2 separate regions of the Homo sapiens genome follow, and region 1 is linked to region 2. The links are chromatin loops, found by intact Hi-C in ENCODE. Cell type or tissue: B cell. All regions are shown on one strand. Each heading gives the region's core, and the rest is flanking DNA. Links, peaks and the distances in the headings are about the cores only.

The links. Peaks named below come from ENCODE experiments on the same cell type or tissue, not always from the same donor. Only the 100,000 strongest peaks of a DNase experiment are listed, where the experiment ranks them.
Region 1: a loop joins it to region 2, with 9 times the contacts of the local background. A loop is called at or near these places in 2 of 110 quality-filtered maps.

The regions. Positions count from the first base shown.
Region 1 is chr10:96,906,436-96,914,769 of GRCh38, reverse strand. LCOR (ligand dependent nuclear receptor corepressor) reads right to left here. Exons shown (of 8, transcript NM_001346516.2): 3 at 7,440-7,505; 4 at 7,023-7,102. Among named protein-coding and RNA genes, the nearest start is that of LCOR, 78 kb to the right of the region's middle. In B cell, for the core only: CTCF peaks have their summits at 3,874 and 4,077 (motif pointing left); a DNase peak (open chromatin) is centred at 4,059; H3K27ac peaks cover 1,531 bases.
Region 2 is chr10:96,638,805-96,647,138 of GRCh38, reverse strand. PIK3AP1 (phosphoinositide-3-kinase adaptor protein 1) reads left to right here. Exons shown (of 17, transcript NM_152309.3): 8 at 1,477-1,666. Among named protein-coding and RNA genes, the nearest start is that of TM9SF3, 56 kb to the right of the region's middle. RefSeq lists an enhancer at 1,598-1,667. In B cell, for the core only: CTCF peaks have their summits at 4,004 and 6,131; DNase peaks (open chromatin) are centred at 1,638, 3,978 and 6,038; H3K27ac peaks cover 7,083 bases.

The DNA of each region.
Region 1 (8,334 bases), core at 206-8,205, 270 kb before region 2:
GGGTCAGCTCTTGAAAATTTGTCAACCCTCACTCTAAACTTTACCCATTCAGAGCATTAGATAAAGACTTCATTCGGTTTTATAGTGGCTTTCTGATTTTTGGTAGTCCACTGAAGAAGGGAGTTTGAAAGTTCTTCTATACTGTTAACAACTGTCTGCCCATGTCCTGCTTTTAAATACTACAATTGTTTATCGAAAGTATCTTTAATAAAGATGGATACAGTTTGGCTTTGGGAAAACAAAAAACTTTCAATGTATTAAAATAGCAATAAAGGCCAGGCGCGGTGGCTCGCGCCTGTAATCCCAGCACTTTGGGAGGCCGAGGCAGGCGCATCACCTGAGGTCAGGAGTTCGAGACCAGCCTGACCAACATGGTGAAACCCCATCTCTACTAAAAATACCAAATTAGCCAGGTGTGGTGGTGGACACCTGTAATCCCAGCTACTCAGGGGGGCTAAGGCAGGAGAATCGCTTGAATCTGGGAGGTGGAGGTTGCAGTGACCCAAGATGGCGCCACTGTACTCTAGCCTGGGCAACAAGAGCGAGGCTCCGTCTCAAAATAAAATAAAATAGCAATAAAACTAAAATGTTAAAGGGATATAACCAAACAATGCATATTCACGAATTGGAAGAAATTAAGAAACATTCAGCAAAATATGCTGATACAATGAAAAAGATCTAGTTACATGACTCCTGAGCTAGCTGGGCACTGAAAGGTATCTATTATCTGGCTCCAACCATATCACTGGTTACTTCCAAAAATAAATGCCCTGTTCCAACCAGGATGTGCCCTTTCATCTCTGCTCATCCAGACTTATATATTCTTCAAAAACACAGATCAAGTTCTAACTTCTTTTTTTTTTTTTTCCAGACAGTCTGTGTGTGTCGCCCAGGCATGATCTCGGCTCACTGCAACCTCCAGCTCCTAGGTTCAAACGATTCTCGTGCCTCTCAAGTAGCTGGAATTACAGGCATGGGCCACCACAGTCAGCTAAAATTTTTGTATTTTCAGTAGAGATGGGGTTTTGCCATGTTGGCCAGGCTGGTCTCAAACTCCTGGCCCCAAGTGATCTGCCTGCCTGAGGCCTTCCAAAGTGCTGGGATTACAGGTGTGAGCCACTGCACCCAACCTCAAGTTCTAACTTCTTGAAACACTCTCCTAATATGCCAATCAAATACTAAACTTACTTTAGTCTTAAACCTAAGTGCATAAACTAATTTTATATTTTGGTATAACATCCTACTCTCCCATCATCCTTAGTGAATCATCCATGTTATCTGTACTTTACAAACAGCCATCTCTATCCCAGCCATACACAAGAACAGACTGATCACTGAAGCAGTCCGTTTTTAGGAATTAACTACTAAAAGTAATTTCTCATCCTTCCCATCTCTCCCCGACCCTCTCACTACTACTGGATTAGCTCTTCATACTATCAACATATCTGTAATCAAAAAATCTCAGTGGATGGTTTTTCACTGATATATAAAATAACATAGCTACACATGTATTTTAGTAAACATACATGTTTCAAAGCAATGACACTCTAGTACCAAGAGTACATACACCTAGTACCGACACCTTGAATTCTTACACAGTTCTCTGATTAAAAGGAACTAGAGTTTTTTGGAGAAATCCAGGGCCGGGACAGGGAAAGTACATGTTAAGACTGGAACATCTTTTAATGCCAAAAAGTGAAAAAAAAAAAGTGCTTTAAAAAAAAGAAAGATGTCAAAAAGGACACAACAGCCAACTCCAAAGGGCCCTAAATGGCCTAGGATAATTTGAACTGCTAAGTAAACAAGGACTGTAATGAATTATAATCCACAGAATGAAATAAGAATCCATGAATTCGTACTGATATATTAAAACAACAACATAGGGAGAAAAGAGAAGTTCTTCCTTACAGTAGAATTCCAACTCATAAATGTAGAAGAAATTATGGAAATAGAAAATCATTTGGTCAACACCACAGTAATTTTTTTTCAGGCAATGTTCATCAATGGATGCTAAAATTAGTGCATGAAAAACTAGTATAATTAAAAAAAAGAAGATATTTACAAAACCTCAAAGTACCTCCCCCAACAATGTAGCCATTAACTACAAAAAGGAAAAAGAAGGAAAGGAAGGAAGGAAGGAAGGAAGGAAGGAAGGAAGGAAGAAAGGAAGAAAGGAAGATCTTACAGAAAAGAGGCAGACAGCACCTTAACTAAGTGATCAAAGTAAACATCACCACGTGCTTTCTGACATGATGCACGAAGAATGATACAACATCAGTCAGACTGTAATCCTGGACTGGATCTTGGACCAGATAAAGGACACTAGTGGGATAACTGGCAAATTCGCAAAGGTTTGCAGATTATACTATTGTATCATTGTTAATTTCCTGAACTTATAATTGTACTGTGGTTACATAACATGCTAACATTTGGAGAATCTGGTTAAAGAATATACGGGAATTCCTTTTACAATTTTTGCAATTGCTTTATAAGGCTAAAATTAATTTAAAAATTTGAAGCTTAAAGAAAGGTTAAAGAAGGCCGGGTGCAGTGGCTCACACCTGTTATCACACTTTGGGAGGCCGAGGCGGGTGGATTGCCTGAAGTCAGGAGTTTGAGACCATCCTGACCAACATGGTGAAACCCCGCCTCTACTAAAAATACAAAAAAATTAGCTGGGCGTGGTGGCATGTGTCTGTAATAACAGCTACTCGGGAGACTGAGGTAGGGGAACTGCTTGAACCAGGGAGGTGGAGGGTGCAGTGAGCCGAGATCATGCCTCTGTACTGCAGCCTGCGCAACAGTGAGACTCCATCTCACAAAAAAAAAGAAAGAAAGAAAAGAAAAGCCTCATGAATAAGCAGTACACAGAGAATTGTGTATAAATGTAAACACTCAAAACAGCTATTATAATTTTCCAAGTTTATTAAGCTTCCTGACTTCTTAGTCACTCATTTAATAAATATTTTAGAGTGCCTACTTTATGCCCATAAAACAGAAAATGGGAGGAAGGAAAGAAGTAAGCAGGTAACTGAGGCAGTCAGGCAGTCAGTCAGTCAGTCACTCACAGATTCCTAACATAGCTAGAATTGGTCATTTCAAATACACTTTCCCTCTTTCCAACTGAGAAATTTCCAACTGAGGATTCCCTCCCTCTTTCCAACTGAATTCCAAGACCTACTTAATTCTTGCTCTCCACTTTCCATGTTCCTGCTCCTACTGTTATCAAAATGCATCTAAAAACATGGATCAAATCCCAGCTATGTAATTTTGCCCATAACTGAACATCTCTGACCCTTTCCTTTTCTTTATTTATAAAACTAGGATGCCTTTAATCAACTTTATAGGATTGTTTTGAAGATTAAATAGGAGTGGCAGGGCGTGGTGGCTCACGCTGTAATCCCAGCACTCTGGGAGGCTGAGGCGAGTGGATCACTTGAGGTCAGGGGTTCAAGACCAGCCTGGCCAACACGGTAAAACCCTGTCTCTACTAAAAATACAAAACTTAGCTGGGCGTGTTGGTGCACGCCTGTAGTTCCAGCTACTCAGGAGGCTAAGGCATGAGAATCGCTTGAACCCAGGAGGTAGAGGCTGCAGTGAGCCAAGATGACACCACTGCACCCCAGCCTGGGCAACAGAGCAAGACCCTGTCTCAAAAAAAAAAAAAAAAAAAAAAGGGAACATGTAAAAATAACTGGCACATAGTAGATGCTCAGAACATGTTAGTTGCCTTTCCCTTACAATTACATTCTCTAACTTCTGCGCGATCCTGAAGTGCAGTTCAAAAATTTTTACTAATCTCTAGGTGAATCCCTGTTCTACTTCCCAAAGAGGCTACTTCGTATTTTTCACCTACGTGTTTTTAAAGGTAAATATAAATAATGTATTTGCTTTATCCATTCTACAGAGTTAGTATTTACTGAAAATCCAACTAGCTAAAAGTATGCATAGCTGCTGCTTCCCAAATATCAGGTCAATATTTCTAAGTGCTTTTCCAAATACTACCTAGATTATCTCACCATGCCAATCTCAAACTCAAGATCCAGTACCATGCTCTATGCTGCCACCTATTGGCTATTACCATATTCTCCAGATAGTTCTTTCTATTTTAGAATCTTAAGCCAGCCTTAAAATGCAAGCCTCAGTCCAACGGATATAATACATTTCCAAAAAACAAAACAAAAAAAATACTTAATTTCCAGACTCTAGTCCTTCTCGGACAAGATGCTCCAAGTGACTGCAAAGAGTTCCAATATAAACACTTTAAGTCTAACACAACTAAAGAAATACTGTAAATCTGACAATTCACATGATATAGGCTTTCTCTTTTACTATTTTCCATTACAGATGTATGACTGTCTCCGAAAATAATAAATGCCAAAGACAGGATATAGTATCTAACGGAGAAAAATAGCTTTCCCAGAACCAGCTGAGCTGTCAAATGGAAAAATTATTTCTATTTAGAAAACCAACTAAAAACTGTAGAACTACAAACAGTAAAACAGTTGTTTTAAGTGCTTCACCATTTCATGACTTTCTCTATCTGTATTTTCTTCTAAAAATATTCACACAAGCTGGGTATGGTGGCATGTACCTGTAGTCCTAGCTACTTGGAAGGTTGAAGAAGCAGGATCACTTAAGTCCAGCCTGGGCAACACAGTGATACCCTGTCTCTTAAAAAAAATTCATACAATATTTTACCCTCATACAGCAAAGGAAAACTCTCAATCATATTACAAGAATATACTATATACAACTACCAAGCATAGAATGGCTCTCTTCCTCATCCTAACCTGAAAAAAAAATTAGTAACTGTTTCTTCTTTTTATTTTTCAAAAATTCCTATTAAATGGCTTGCTCAATAAAGAGCCACCAGAGACACACACACACACACAGAGTTTAAAATTATGAACTTCAATTTCACTGGAAGTTTAACTCAAAACAATGTTGCTTTCTTTTCTAGTCTCTCTTTTTGGAGCCAGATTAAATTTTAAAACACGTTCTTCCTCAATTCAACAAAAACAGACCATTCCAAATAGAGCAACAACTTTTTCATGTAGAAAACAAGAAAAAGAAGCCATACAAGAAGAACATGAAAAAGCACTTATGTTGGCTACACGTTGGCTTTCAAATTTTAAAGCAACTTGCCAACACAGATAAATAGTGATACAATGGTTATATGCAGGGGTACAAGGAAGCATACAGCATGGTCTGTCTAGTTTTTAGCAGTTGACAATGTAGTAAGGAACAAAAGATTCAAATATGAAAAAGGATGAACAAAATAAGGCAGAATATTAACTGACAAGTAATTGGCACAGATAATATTGACAACAGTGTGAAAGGCTGAAACAGCAATAGAAGCAGAGGAACGATGGGGCTTAAGAGTAAAAACAAAGGAATTTCTAGCTATAGAGAAATAGCTTAGTTGAAAGAAAACTGTATAGAAGACAAGTGGGATATCATTAGAAAGAAAAGTGGTTAAAATGTGGAGGGTACTGAGGCACTGTTAGGCTAATGAATCCAGAAGACAATGAGAAAGTCATCAAAGGCTAAGTATAAGGTAACATTTCTACACCATTTGAGGGGTGAGGGTTGGGAGGAGTTTAACCTTGTAGGAATATTTAAGAGACTGAAGAAGACTAAGAGAGAACTATAGTAATGATTGTGGAAATGAAAAAAAATGAAATTCGTTGTGAGGGAAAAACTGATAAAATCTGGTCAATGATTTAAGTTAAGAGTGTATAGGACAGAAGAAGGCCGGGCGCGGTGGCTCACGCCTGTAATCCTAGCACTTTGGGAGGCCGAGGCGGGCGGATCACAAGGTCAGGAGATCGAGACCATCCTGGCTAACACAGTGAAACCCCGTCTCTACTAAAAATACAAAAAATTAGCCGGGCGAGGTGGCGGGCGCCTGTAGTCCCAGCTACTCGTGAGGCTGAGGCAGGAGAATGGCGTAAACCCGGAGGGGGGAGCCTGCAGTGAGCAGAGATCGCGCCACTGCACTCCAGCCTGGATGACAGAGTGAGACTCCATCTCAAAAAAAAAAGAGTGTATACGGCAGAAGAAAGCATTTTCAAGGCTTTAAAACAGGGAATGGATGTACCATGAAAAAAAAAAGTAGTAAACCACTATTAATAAATGTTTCCAACAAGTGAAATGTTTTCTAACAAAATTCTGTTTATGTTTAAAACAAAGCAATAAAACAACAAATACACAAAGGTTCACCCAGTTTATACAATTAAAAATAATAGCATTCATGCCCAGATATTATGAAGAAGTGTCTTAAAGTAGAAACCATAGTATATCATCATCTACATGAATTAGTAACTGCTTGATCCAGATCTACATTACTGTTCTTTTTGTACTAAAAATAACTCCCATTACTTGAATTACCACACATTTCATTTTTTAAATAAACACAACAGTTTGAGACAATTAATTATTCTGCCTAGTGAACTATATAAATAAAACAATGCATGGGCTGGGCGCGGTGGCTCATGCCTGTAATTCCAGCTCTTTGGGAGGCTGAGGCAGGAGATCACTTGAGGTTAGGAGTTCAAGACCAGCCTGCCCAATATGATAAAACCCTATCTCTACTACAAATACAAAAATTAGCTGGTGTGGTGGCAGGTGCCTGTAATCCCAGCTGCTCGGGACTGAGGCAGGAGAATCGCTTGAACCCAGGAGGCGGCGGCTGCAGTGAGCAGAGATCGTGCCATTTCACTCCAGCCTGGGCATCACAGAGAGACTCCGTCTCAAAATAAAAAAAAAACAAAAAAGCAAAAAAACAAAATAACAACAATAAATGCATGGTAGGATATAGGTTTCTTAATAGGCTAATCAACAGGATGGAAATAACTTAAATTGCAAAACCCAGGATTACTATCAAACTCTTTCATAACTAAGTATGAAACCATACCTTCCTTTTCCTACAAATCCTCCAACAAAGTAACACAATGTTTTAAAAGATGAAAACTTTAAAATACTACACTAAATAAAAGTTTCACAGGCTTCTTAGTTACCTTTACTTTATCTCTTCTCAAGCAACAGAATAAACAGTTTTCATCAAAAGTCCAATCAGAAATGCTTTCAGGTTCACAGTCTGCAAAAATAGTAACAAATTAATAGTCATAAAAGAGAATTTTTAGGAAAATAAATTAGAATTAATTTCAAAAATATTGTTTAACAAAAAACTAAGTAGTTAGGCCATATTTGTCTTAAAAATTTTAACTCTTAAATTCTTAAGTCTTAACTGCTCACTAGTTAATACATTATTCATACATATATTAACAATATCAACTAAACACAAAAAGATGCTTACATGAATATAGCTTTAACCCACATGAAACCGTGAATAAAAAGGAGACTGAGGCTTAAAACACCAACGTATCATGTATGGCACCAGGAAGAATTTGAAATACCAAAAATATTTTGAATACCTTTAAATAAACTGAGATCTTTTAATAATGCAGGTCCAAACAGCCCTTCAAGAATACTTTCAAACCCTGAAAGGATAAAAACAAAATCCATTACCACAATAATATTCATTCTAGTATTGAATAATCTTTGCATAAAAAAAAAAAGATGGTGTTTTCTTCCAGTTCTCAAGGATCCTGGATTACTACTGAAGGGATGCTTAGAAAAAGAGTGTCAATGACAAATCTAAAAGGAGCATTTGCATTTCTGTCAATGATTAACATTCAACACAAATTCTGAGCACATTCAAGAACAAGACCAATGAAGGAATGGAAATTCACAGGTTTTCTCACCATTTTACAAAATCCCAAACACCTCTTTGTACAAACTCTCAGGCTCCATTTTAAAAGGTACTTTTCTCAATGAATGAGTCAAAAACTGCTTCAAAATTTCCACAACTTTCTAAAATAATCTAAATAGCATTTTTCAAAATACCAGTTGAGACAACAGATTTTGAGTTAAGTTTATGAAATATTTACTGAGAAAAACTACATCACACAAACACAAGGTGCAAGACTTTTGTAAAGAAGGTACAAGACTTTTAAAAGACTTTTGTAAGTATTTAACATTGCCACAATAACTATGTACTGGTTCCTTTATAAACGTAAACCCCACTGATTGTACATACAAAAAAAAGAGAAAAAAATCAAATATACTTGTACACAAATGTTTAAATTATTATGTCCTTCTACCAGTGTGAAAAAAGTAGAAAATGAAAAAATCAAAAACTTTTTTTCTGGCTTATTATCTCAAATACTGATGGATCTACTGAATAATTTAAAAATATCTTTGCCATCTTGCAATTTCTTATGGGTCAAGAGAGTAAGGAGGAAAACAAGAGCAGGAATCAGACTGTAT
Region 2 (8,334 bases), core at 213-8,212:
TGTGGTCACCTTCAACCGATGCAGCTTCAGCATTGTGACCAAAAGACTGTCCCTTTGTGTTGCTTATGGCCTCTTAGAACTGTCCCATTTCCTTTTTTCACCACATCAAAACCAAAGGTGAGATCTGGAATCTCCAACATTTCACAGCTGTCATCTGTTTTATTGGGTCTCGTGAGGAAACTAACGAAGTGTCAATAAAAGATTAGCTATCTTAGGGTAGTGGTGGTGAAAATGAGGATTTTTGTGGGTTGATGCTGAAATAAGGATTGTGAAACACCAAAGTTTCTTACCAGGAAAAGTTGTGCAGAGGTTTCAGGGAAGTCACCTCTCTGGCTTCACAATCACATGGAGGCAGGATGGCAGTGGGAGGCAGGGGAGAACCTTTCTGATGTCAGGACACTTTATCCAAGATCATCTCTCCTTTTGGGCACATAGGACATAAAATCGAGGCTGGAACCCCTGGAAACTGTCAGGGTTCCTGACAGTTTGGAGGAGACTGCTGAAGGAACAGGGGCTAGTGTGCCAAGCTGCGGAGTGACCTCTGACTACACACAGGGCGAGAACACCTTAGCTGCATTCCTGTTCAGCTCATTTGAATTTCTGCGTGGCTAGTCAGTAAAGGTCACACCTTCTTGTGTCATTTTTTTCCCTTTGGAGGAACCACTAGGGTGTAGAAGAAGTATCAGAAATCAGGATTGCAAGCCCTTGAGTAAGATACTAGATTTTTGTGAGCTTTGTTTTTCTCATCTGTAAACTAGAGAATATTATACCTTTCTCAAGCAGTAGTGGAATGGATTACAGGAGATAGGGTATAGGCAAATACCTAGCATTGTACCTGACATTTAAAAGGTGCTCACGGGAAAGTATTTTTTTTTTTTTTAGACAGAGTCTTGCTCTGTTGCCCAGGCTGTAGTGCACTGGTGCGATCTTGGCTCACTGCAACCTCCACCTCCTGGATTCAAGCAATTCTCATGCCTCGGCCTCCCGAGTAGCTGGGATTCCAAGCGTGCTCCACCATGCCCGGCTAATTTTTGTATTTTTAGTAGAGATGAGGTTTTGCCATTTTGGCCAGGCTGGTCTCGAACTCCTGACCTCAGGTGATCCACTTGCCTTGGCCTCCTAAAGTCCTGGGATTACAGGTGTGAGCCACCACATCAGGCCATGGGAAAGTAATTTTTAATTTGTATCCTCTGGTCAGTGGACATTTAACGAGTATTTCCTGAGTGCCTAACTCTGTGCTTAGTGTTGTAGGAAGATACGAAGATTAAAACAAAAACGTGAAATAAACTAAAAAAGGTGGGAAGCCTGGCCTCAAGGAGCGTTCAGTCAGGTGGGAAAATACAAATACACACAACCAGTTGTAATCCTGACTCATGGGAGCCTTTACTTTGCTGGCCACAAGTGCCTTCGGGGGCCAAGTTCCACCCGGAAAGTCAGGCTGCCTCAGGGCGCCGTGGGCCTCATCTTCTCTTTCAGGAAACGGTGGACATGCTCAAGAGTCACATTAAAGAGGAACTGATGCACGGGGAGGAGGCTGATGCTGTGTACGAGTCCATGGCCCACCTTTCCACAGACCTGCTTATGAAATGCTCGCTCAACCCCGGCTGTGACGAGGATCTCTATGAGTCCATGGCTGCCTTTGTCCCAGCTGCCACTGAAGACCTCTGTAAGTAGCACAACCCAGTTCTGCTTCCACCTTTCTGCTGAGAAACAGCTTTTTTCATTCCGGATGAAGATGGCGCGGGGCAGTCCCTATGTACCCTCACTTCACCCCAGAGAGATGAAGGTCCTGTTTTACACAAAGCTAGGGCTGGAGTCATGTGCTGTGACAAGCAGAATTCTTCTCCAAACTTCCTCTGTTATGACTGCTGGGAGAGTTTAAGCAAATATCTGGAAGTCAGAATTGATGAACTCATTGCCTCGTGATCTGAGAGGCCAAATCAGTGGCTCTCAGCCCTCAGTCTCCAGGGGTCCTTTTTATAACAAACATTTTCCTACTCTGACATGAGGTTTATGTATTATATAACCTACCTACATATAAAATTCTCAGAAATCAAATATACTGCCCTAATTGAAATAGGAAAGAGAAATTAAAGAAGAGGACATACTCAAACATGCCTGCACCAGAAGTCATGACAAAAGAGTCAGATGCAGACACACTCAGAATCACGGTCAACGGCTTCAAACATTGACTGACACGTTTGCAGTCTTGGTGGCTCAAATGATGGGAATAATGTTGGCATTGGCACCTGGATTTTCCTAGATGGTGAACAACTCTTTATGATTTCCTTTCCATTTTCATAGAAATTGAATTTCTAAAAAATTAAGTGTTTGCAAAAATAAGATGTGTTTATATGTGAAACAGTTTAGGTTCTAGGCTCAGAAAATAATAAGCAGATTTTTTGGGGGGCGAGGGGTAATTTGATTTTATTGCATTAATATATAGTAAGCTTATTTTCAAAATATCATTCTTCAGGATCATGATTTTTCTTATAAACTGTCTAACAAACTTTGCCCACTTTTTATTATCTTGTTTTTTCCAATGCAAAAGTAATGCCTTTTGACAAAAGTGAATGAGCAGTAGAAGTTCCCCTCCAACACCTAAACTCAAAACAAAATAGGAATCTTTAACTGAGTTGAGAGAAGTTCTGTGACTTGTGACTCCCAGCCAATATGGCATTGGTAATAATTAGTAATAAAATGAGGTATATTTGTCTATATTTTTGCTTATATCTGCTGACATTAAATTTAAAAATACAGACATACTTGTACATATACACAGATATGTAGAAATATACACATAGGTATAAATATGTATCATACGTACTTTTTAAAACTTATGTGTATGTCTAGGGAAATATTTGAAAGTCACGAGGGACATGAAACATCTCTTCATTGGGCAGGGCTGTCCCACACATAGCAGGATGTCTAGGGTCCTTCCCCCTTTTCCTAAATGCCATCTCCTTGGTGACCACCCAAAATACCCTCATAGATTTTCCAAACGCCCCCAGGGGGCAGTGCCACCACCCTTGAGAACCGCTGATCTGGGTAACAGTGGATCTGATCTCCACGCACGTACTGGAGTTGAAGCAGGAGACCCACACAGCAGGCCCTCTAAGAGGCTTATTCATGTGTTACCATCATTCGCTACCAAATGCTAAGCATGCGGAGGCACCACCGGAGACTTAGCCCTCCTTCCCTCTGGTTTTCATTAATAGATTCAAGGAAGAGAAGTATCAACCAAGGTATCAGCATTATGGATGGGGGAATTTCTGGAATGGGCTATATTGAGTGTTACAAGCCTTCAGCCTGAAAAGAAGACAGTAGGGCCCTGGGCCCACAGGGAGGCGGGCCTGACTTTCCCATCCATGAACTCATGGAAGAGCAGGCACCAACAGGATGCCTTGGAGAGAAGGCATAGGTTGGTCAGAGGGCCAGAGGCAGTCTCTGATGCCAGCAGGCCTTTGACACTGACCCCAGAACCTGCAAGATGTGGTCCAGAGGTTGTTAGGTGTTTGCCATTCAGATTGGGTGCTCCTTTAGGGGAAAGAGCAATAAAAGCTCCTCTCCGTCACCTAACTGGGAGGCTTAGAAGTGCTGGTGGAAGCTCTTCCAGAATGAGCTGTGCCTTGGCATGGATGTGGGGAGAGAAAGCACCATCGCTACCATCCACACCCTTGATTTCGGACCTGAAGTCCGAAAGCTACCCCACTAAGATGCTTTTCTTACCTGCACTTTACAAATGGGGAAACAGAGGCACAGAGGGGCTGAACATTCCCAAAGTGTCACAGCCAATCAGTGATAGAGCCCAGATTTGAATCCAGATTTCTCTGTCATTAGGACCATATTCTGCAGAAATTGTTATCCAACACCATGCATTTTAGTCGTGGTTCCTTTTGGAAAAACCATCTAGCCTCTATAGCCTTTCTTCCCCTATCTGCAGCTCCAGATATTGGATAACAAAGCAGCCTCTGGCGCCCCCTAGCCTTGCCCATCATCCTATCCATATACCTAATAAGCATGTCTGGAGCATCTAGTACATTTCGGTTACTGATGTCTTCTGGGTGTTGGAGATACAGGCGGGGAAGTGGGTAGGACCCAGTCCTTTCCATTGTGGAATAGGGACTCACTCACAAAAGAACACTTGGAGAACCACCAGTACCCACTTGAATCTGGAGACTGCATCATCCTTTCTGCCCTGTGTCTTTGCTATGAAACTACTGGACAATTAAAGAATGCCCTACTTTATTGGCAGTTTAGTGTTGACAGAGCCTTACACTTGCTGTCCCCCTGGATGTTCTAACACATGCCATGCTCCCACCACAGCACTGGAAACCTGCAGGGAATGCCACAGGTGTCTCTTCCATTATTCCTGGTCTGCTGGGCCCCTCACAGCAGGATCAGTGAGGTTTACCAGGGCTTCCCAAGGCAGCAGTGTGCTCTGGAGCTAGCCTGGTTTGTAGCCAACTGGCAACTTGTGAAGTCACCCGGGCCAGGGGGCTTCTGGATGCCGTGTAGCTGGAAGGAGGCTACCAGCGGGGAGGCAGCCTGTCAAATTTGGCTACTTTTTGCATGGGAAAAGGAAACCCACCACATTTTTCTTTCTTTTCTTTTTCTTTTCTTTTCCTTCCTTTTTTTCTTTCTTTCTACCTTTCTTTCTTTCTTTCTTTCTCTTTTTTTCTTTCTTTCTTTCTGTTTTTTTTTTTTTTTTTTGAGACAACATCTGGCTCTATTGCTCAGGCTGGAGTGCAGTGGCACAATCTCAGCTCCCTGTAACCACTGCCTCCCCAGCTCAAGCCATCCTCCTACCTAAGCCTCCCGAGTTACTGGGACTACAGGTGTGAACCACCATGCCCAGTTAATTTTTTGTATTTTTCATATAGATGGGATTTTGTGATGTTACCCAGGCTGGTCTTGAACTTGTGAGCTCAAGCAATCCGTCTGCTTTGGCCTCCCAAAGTGCCGGGATTACAGGCGTGAGGCACCATGCCCGGCCCACATTTTTCATTTCCCCAGTTATGTGAACTCTGAATTTTCTAACTCTAGACATGGTTTGGTTTGTGTTTCTGTCTCTGTGGCGTCAAGTTTAACCTTGAGAATGATCGCTTACCTCCTGGCTCAGAAGCAGCAGCAACTTGGACCTGGGGAGGAATAATTTATTTTACTAACAGTGGCTCTGTAGGTGACAAGGCAGCTTAATTCATAAAGAAGTAGGATAAAGGACAAACTGCTAAATCTAAAATGCGTATTTGCAGCACCGCCCAGCAGAATAATAACTTGGAACATCTGGCAGCCCTTTAAAAGTCCATGGACTGCCTGTATCCCCGTGATCTCATCTGACCATCCCAGGGTTTAGTGAATAGGATGATCTCCATTTCACAGGAAAGAAAACTAAGGCTCCAAGATTTAGTAACTTACTTAAGTCCCATCAAGGGAGGACTGGATCAGGAATCTGTGTCTTCGAATTCCCAGGAGGCAAATCTGTCTGCTGTCCCACTGGAATGTAGGGCTCTCCTGGCCTGCCCTTCTAGGGTCTGCATTTGTCAGCCCTGAGAGGGACACTTACACAGGAGCTATTTCTAAATGTCTAGATTGCCACGTTTATCAGTGCCCCACCATTGACTGTGGTAACCCTGGAGGCTGAAAATAACCATATTAAGGAAATTAGGCTGTGTTCATTCACTCACTTGCTCACTCACTGATTCGCTCACAGGACAAACAGGCTTTAGGGTGGCAGGCTTTAGGCCACTTTCAGATCACTGCTTTGGAGATCACCTAACTGTTGTTGGGACAAATCTTTCTGACTTGAGTTTGGGAAAGGGGTGGTAATGAGGTTGCTTCTCCAAAGAGAATCCAAGGCAACCACCTGAGTTGGAAGCTTATAGGGGAAGCTCCCAGTGTTAATTGAAATGGGGCTGGAGAGAGGTGTTGGGTTCTGACCCTGAGATTGTACAATTCTGCTCCAATCTCTTCTTCCCCTGAACTTGCTTGCGTGGGTGTATACATGCACACGCACACACACACACACACACACACACACACACACACACACGGCACACTCACAAGTCTTTAGTTTAGATATGCTGCCACCAGGTGGTAACTACGTGTCTTGTTATCAAACCTTCAGCTTTGCTCCCAATTCTCTTAAGAATTTTTTGATCAAGGCCCCACAGATCAGCCGGGCATGGTGGCTCATGCCCGTAATCCCAGCATTTAGGGAGGCTGAGGCGGGAGGATTGCTTGAACCCAGGAGTTCGAGACCAGCCTGGGCAGCATAGCAAGATCTCGTTTCTACAAAAATTTTTTTTTTTAAATTAGCAGGGCGTGGTGGCACATGCCTGTGGTCCCAGCTACTCAGGAGGCTCTGGTGGGAGAATCGCTTGAGCCTGGGCGTTCAAGGCTGCAGTGAGCCATGACTGCACCACTGCATTCCAGCCTGGTAACAAAATGGGACCCTGTCTCAAAAATTAAAAAAAAAAGACCCCACATATTTAAAGCATCAACCTTCACACCTTATTATGTAAGAGATAAAATGTCTTTATTAAGGACAAGCTTATGCAAACATTAAATAAAACTCAAGGCAAATGTCCGTGGGTGTTTTCACTATCTCCTCATCTTTTTCTCACTTAGTTCTTTGTCCCCTGCCCTTACCTTGGAGAATGATATGGTAGTCCTGGTGGTCCCTGGACCTAGGTAATTAATTTTGTGTTGAAAGCTTGCCCAGTGACTGGTCACTTCTCTGAGGCTCTGGGTAGAATGGCCTTGGGGGGGCAGTTCTGGGAGGCCCTTGTCCAGTCTGTTTCCAGGGTAATCTGCTTTGTGGGTTGTAGCTTTGCTTCAATACCCGAGAGCCTCATTTTTCTTCCATAAAGCGAAAGGAGCGAAAAGAGAAAGGCATTATCATCTTGCCGTTAGAAACTGCAGACTCACTAATCAATCCCAGAGGACTGTTCTGCTTCATGTTACCCCTACATTGAACTTTTCTTCTGAACCCCTGATCCCTACCTCATGGTTCTGTAGCTCAAGTGTTTATGTAGTGGAGAGCTGACTTAGCTCTAGCTAACTTGCCAGCTTCCCTTAGCAACCTCCCTGGTAACTGGCATCTTTGTAACAGATCATTTCCAGCAGTGTTTTCTTTACCTGAGCTCTCTGATTACAGCCCCTCTCTGCAAGCTGGGTTCCATCTGAGCTGGGGGCACACTTGGGGACTGTAAAGGACCTCACAGCCCAGCCCTGTAGGTCTGAAACCAACTGAAGGACAATTTGTATGCAAAATGACTACATTACTGGTTTGCTTATGAAACATACTGTCTCTCCTATCTGCATCCTTTTCTCTCAGGAGCCTCCCTCCCTGTGACTGCTGAGGCTCTGTCATCCTCCTGCCATCCCTTTTGGCAAGATTCTGGCGAGTAGAGCCAAGAGATGCTTCAAGGCCCGTGGGCCTGGGTGCACAGCATGAGTTCTTACCTGCAAGGACAGAACCCACTGGGGAGCAGGGAGATGAGCTCAGTGTACCTCTTGACTTCCTGTTGCTTTTTGCTCCTCCATAAATACAAGAACTATGTTGGGGACATAGGGACTTAGTGAAAGCACACTGGATTGAATGTTTTAACATTTAAAGATAAAATCCCCATCGACAGCAGCAACCTTGCTCCCCTCTGAACCTGCACAGCTTGCAGGTCACGCTTACCTTGGGACACTGCACACACATCCCCTTGGGCTCTAGTTATATACGTGCTTCTCTGGTTACCCTCTCCTGGCCTCGATAGGAAGCATGTCTTACAGCTTTGTATCATCCACAGTGCCTATCCCAGTGCTGTACACAATAGGTGTTCAGCGATTTCTTGAATTTGAGCTACCAGAAAATAAGATGTAATTCTCGACTTTGTGGGTGGAATAGTGTGTCAGTATTCCAGTGTAAAGACCTCACCCACCTGATAGGTGGTACTGAGACATCTGTTAGGTGTCCCCGAGTGTGAGACATCTCAGGGTGGCAGTAACTCCATTGGTCACTACAAGCTGCCTTTTCTTTCATGTTCCCTTGCATTTGACTCTTCCTTCTGCCTAAATTGCCTTTCTCTTTTCTCGGCTTGAGAAATGCCCAGATTCCTTCACAAAGCCCAAATGCCTTCATATTCATGTGTTCATTTGTTTTTCCTTTATTAGTTCGTTCATTCATTCATTCAAAAATATTTTTCAAACCTCTCATGTGTTTAAATCACGCTGTGCCAGGTGATGATGAGTCAGTAAACAAGCTGGCATGAAACTTGCCTTTCAAAGCTTACATTCTAGTGAGAGAGCTGAATATTAAACAAAAACACCACATAACTGAAT